Regions from separate parts of the Homo sapiens genome. Here region 2 is linked to region 1. Evidence: read pairs that join two places in POLR2A ChIA-PET (ENCODE). Cell type or tissue: B cell. All regions are shown on one strand.

Region 1 (2,500 bases):
TTTTTTTTTTTTTTTTGAGACAGAGTCTCGCTCTGTTGTCCAGCCTGGAGTCCAGTGGCACGATCTTGGCTTACTGCACCCTCTGCCTCCCGGGTTCAAGCGATTCTCGTGCCTCAGCCTCCTGAGTAGCTGGGACAACAGGCGTGTGCTACCACGCTCAGCTAATTGTTTTGTATTTTTAGTAGAGATGGGGTTTCATCATGTTGGCCAGGCTGGTCTCGAACTCCTGACCTCAAATGATCTGCCCGCCTCAGCCTCCCAAAGTGCCGGGATTACAGGTGTGAGCCATTGCGCCTGGCTTGTGTGTACTGTTGCCAGTATATATTTCTGTGTAATAATGTTCAGGGTTGTAAACAGAAAACCACATATAATGCACTTTAAGGGAGTATTTGCGGGATTTTCCAGAGAGTATGTTCATCCTGTTGCTCTGTAATGGTCATCATTTTGGGGCTAATGACTGCAGTTGCCGTGATTCAATTATGAACTTCCTTTTTAAGCATAATTTCTTTTTTTTGTTGTTGAGACAGAGTTTTACTCTGTTTCCCAGGCTGAAGTGCAGTGGCGTGATCTTAGCTCACTGCAACTTCTGCCTCCTGGGTTCAAGTGATTCTCCTGTCTCAGCTTCCCAAGTAGCTGGGATTACAGGCATGTGCCACCACACCCGGCTGATTTTTGTATTTTTAGTAGAGACGAGGTTTCACCATGTTGGCCAGGCTGATCTCAAACTCCTGACCTCAGGTGATTTGCCCACTTCAGCCTCCCAAAGTGCTGGGATTACAGGTATGAGCCACCGTGCCTGGCCTTTAAGCATAATTTCTATATAAACATTTAAAATGAAAGTTGCTGGAGTCTATCATGTTCATTATAGCAAATGCATGTCTTATTTTTGTTCCTTTCAAGAAGTTAGCTTCAATTAGGGAAGTTGTCAACAGAGAATTTTAAAATAATTTTTAGGTGAGTTTTCAAATGAAAAGGAAGAGACGTCTGCAAATGTCCTTTACTTATTCAGCTTCTGAAATACCTTACTTTTTATTTGCCTTTGATGTAATTTTTACATTGAGTTCCCAGATTGATTATCTAAAGCAGGAAAGGTAGAACTAATTCATTATCTAAAACAAGAAAGAACAAATTTCAAGTTAAAATAGCAGTGTTTTCAGCAAGAATTAAAAAAACGAGGTTTCACTTTCTCTGTAGAGGAAGAGTGGTGGGGTAAGACATTCAAGAAAGTTGTTCATTCGCATATTTCGAGAAGCATTGAGGTCCAATTGCATAAAAACGTATCTGCTGTCTCTAGCTTTGGCCTTTGAGGGAAGGATATAAGGGAATACTCAGGACAGGGGTAAAAAGAAAAAAGACCCTTAGCACCCGAGGCTTTCAAGATCACTCTTAATTAGTAACTTCCTTCCATCTCTCCTCTTCCCCTAACCCCCAGCGGCCCCCCCAATCTTCATGGGCCACAGGAGACTGTCAGGGTGTTCAGCCTGGTTTCTGTGCCGGGTTAGGTGTGGTGTCATAACACACAGAGGGACCTCAGGAGGACTAACCCTGTGGTCTGTGGATGGTGTGATGCCTCGGGAGCTGGGGTGACTGCAGGGGTGGGTGCCTAGTGGCACAGAGGGAAAGCAGGCAGCAAGTCCAGGGCCGTTATGCCAGCCACAGGTGGTGGGCTGTCTGAGGGAGCAGTGCCTTGCGGCAGTTCTAACCCGATTTCCCATGCCGAATGCCCTGGTGGGTACTTCGGGGGTTTGATAAGAAAAGAGAGTAGTTTCTTCTGTGTTTTCATGGAAAGGAGTTTTCTCACAGGCATAATCTTGAGTGTCTACTCAAGATTTGGGAACATTTCACATGTATGTATTACGGTTTGTGACCAAAGACTCTGGATAAAAGGAGGATTTATATCAGAATTATAGGAAGAGCTGTCATGCTGTACCATGGAGACCTGTGTGTGGGTGGTGAGAAGATTCAACAAGAAAAATAAGGTCTGGGCACTGGCATGTCTGGGTGCTGCTGCGGGCTGGGGAGAGGAGCCTGTTGCATTTAAGAAAGATTTGCCTTTTCATCACCATGTCTCCAGAATAGGCATGGTGCCTGGGGCCCTACAGAGGCAGCTCAGCAACTGTGGAGGGAATAATGGATTGAACCAAGTTCCATCTTGTAAAAAGTTAATATGTGGTGAGTTTGAGTTTTTTTCCTCAACTCTCCATTTCAAACAGAAACCAGAACACTTCTGTGCATGTTTGACCCCATGCAGAACCCGTTTTCTTTGTTTTTCTATGATATGGATGACTTCCATTATTCTCAAACTTAGTTACTAACTTACTGATTTGCCTTTATTGAAAAGAACACAATTATTTACAGTGAACACCTTCTTAGAAAATCTGGAACATAAGGTTGCCATAATTATACACACTTTGTGGTCTTTAAGATATATTCTCAGGGTGACATGAACATGTCAGAGTATAAACATTTTTAGAATTCTTGATGTCTGGTGCCAACTTTT
Region 2 (2,500 bases), 560 kb after region 1:
CCTGACCTCGTGATCCACCCGCCTCGGCCTCCCAAAGTGCTGGGATTACAGGCGTGAGCCACCATGCCCGGCCCTGAAAGTCTACTTTTCTTAATCACATCTTCCAACAGGTGAGTGGACTCCCCCTACCAGACTGCATCTTCATCCCTGTAACCCTAGAGCGGAGCACCCCGCAGCGTCCACCAGCACTTCAGGGCTTTCTGGAACTGGATGGTGTCAGATTTCAGTTGCTCTATTTGCAAGGGCAAAAACCCTCTGTCTTTCTCAGCGCTCTGGGACCTGGTTTCCAGCTCACACCTCCACATCCACTCTGCTCCTCCCCTGTGCCCATGATGGTTCCAGGCACACAAGCTGCTCCTTGTCTAAAACAGGGCTTGGCAAGCAAGGGCCTGCTGGGCCAAATCCATACAGCCCGTCATGGCCTTTTTTTGTCCAGCCCACGGGCTAAGAATGCTTTTTATGTTTCTAAAAGGTTGTGAAAAACAACAAAAGACAATATGCAACAGAGACTCTGACCCACGAGGGCTAAGAGATGGTCTATGGCACGCTGCAGAAAAGCTGGCTGACCCCTGACCTGGAAAAAGATGATCCCCAGCCCACTTTCCAGTTCCCACGCTGCAGCTCCCACAACCTCAACCAGGTGACAAGCTCTCTCACAGCATGCTTCACCCACAACTGGCCTCTTCCTGACAAAACACAATCTCAGTCCTTAGCACTTAAAAGCCACTATATTGAGGCCAGGTGTGGTGGTTCACACCTGTAATCCCAGCACTTTGGGATGCCAAGGCGGGCAGATCACTTGAGGCCAGGAGTTCGAGACCAGCTTAGCCAACATGGCAAAACCCTGTCTCTACTAAAAATACAAAAGTTAGCTGGGCCTGGTGGCACACACCTATAATCTCAGCTACTTGGGAGCCTGAGGCACGAGAATCGCTTGAACCTGGGAGGTGGAGGTCGCAGTGAGCCAAGATCGCACCACCACACTCCAGCCTGGGCGACTGAGTGACACTCTGTCTCAAATTAAAATAAAGCCACATATAAGGACAGAATTATTTTACGCTGATCTCTACAAAGGAATACAATTTTCAAGCTGAAAAGCAACCTGAGAAACCATGGGATAGGGGGTCTAACCTCTATTTAGCAAGGAAAGCATGAGCACGACTGGCTTAAACTCAAAGTCTGCAAGTGGCAGAGACAGAACTACAACATCTCCTGACTCTCCACCCAGGGCTTTGCTACAAGGATATGGAATCCCCCAGTACTTATTCTGTGTGGGGCTGCCAGACTTAGCAAATAAGAATATATGACGCCCAGGCCTGGTGCAGTAGATCACACCTGTAATCTCAGCGCTTTGGGAGGCCGAGGCAGGCAGATCACTTGAGGTCAGGAGTTTGAGACCAGCCTGGCCAACATGATGAAACCTTGTCTCTAATAAAAATACCAAAAAAAATTAGCCAGGCGTGGTGGTGGGCACCTGTAGTCCCAGCTACTCAGGAGGCTGAGGCAGAAGAATGGCGTGAACCCGGGAGGCGGAGCTTGTAGTGAGCTGAGATCGTGCCACTGCACTCCAGCCTGGGCGACAGAGCAAGGCTCTGTCTCAAAAAAAAAAAAAATCAAAAAATTTTAAAAAGACCACGCATGGTGGCTCATGCCTGTAATCCCAGCACTCTGGGAGGCTAAAGCGGGCAGATCACAAGGTCAGGAGTTTGAGACCAGCTTGGCCAGCATGGTGAAACCCCGTCTACTAAAAATACAAAAATTAGCCAGGCATGGTGGTGCGTGCCTGTAGTCCCAGCTACTCGGGAGGCTAAGGCAGGAGAATCGCTTGACCCCGGGAGGCAGAGGTTGCAGTGAGCCGAGATCGTGCCACTGCACTCCAGCCTGGGTGACAAAGTGAGACTCGTCTCAAAAAAAAAAATTAAAAATAAATAAATAAATAAATAAATAAATAAAGCCCAGTTACATTTCAACTTCAGATAAATGACTAAGTTTCTAGTAAATACTGACACAAAATGTGGGATTTACTTATACCGGTATATACTTATACCGGCCACACTCCAGGAGCTTTAAAATCACACAGACATCCTAGGGGCTTTAAAAATGATTCCTAGCTGGGCACGGTGGCTCATGCCTGTAATCTCAGCACTTTGGGAGGCCCAGGCAAAAGGATCCCTTGAGCTCAGGAGTTCAAGACCAGCCTGGACAACACAGGGAACCCTCATCTCTATGAAAATAAATAAATAAATAAATAAATAAATAAATAAGGTGGGCATGGTGGGGTGCGCCTGTAGTCCCAATTACTTGGGAGGATGAGGTGGGAGGATCACTTGAGCTCAGGAGTTCGAGGCTGCAGTGAGCTATGGTGTACCACTGCACTGCAGCCCAGGTGACAGAGTGAGTCCCTGTCTCAAAAAAATAAAAATAGCCGGGTGTGGTGGCTCACACCTGTAATCCCAGCACTTTGGGAGGCCGAGGCAGGCAGATCACGAGGTCAGGAGAT

The links. Peaks named below come from ENCODE experiments on the same cell type or tissue, not always from the same donor. Only the 100,000 strongest peaks of a DNase experiment are listed, where the experiment ranks them.
Region 2: POLR2A ChIA-PET joins it to region 1 with 7 read pairs; 2 of 35 experiments call an interaction of 5 or more read pairs at or near these places.

The regions. Positions count from the first base shown.
Region 1 is chr17:78,774,175-78,776,674 of GRCh38, reverse strand. All of the region lies in intron 1 of CYTH1 (cytohesin 1), which reads left to right. Among named protein-coding and RNA genes, the nearest start is that of CYTH1, 6.8 kb to the left of the region's middle. RefSeq lists an enhancer at 1,605-2,106. In B cell, no CTCF peak of the experiment used is centred here; a DNase peak (open chromatin) is centred at 1,454; H3K4me3 peaks cover 2,309 bases; H3K27ac peaks cover 2,500 bases.
Region 2 is chr17:78,217,720-78,220,219 of GRCh38, reverse strand. All of the region lies in intron 3 of BIRC5 (baculoviral IAP repeat containing 5), which reads right to left. Among named protein-coding and RNA genes, the nearest start is that of BIRC5, 4.7 kb to the right of the region's middle. In B cell, no CTCF peak of the experiment used is centred here; no DNase peak of the experiment used is centred here.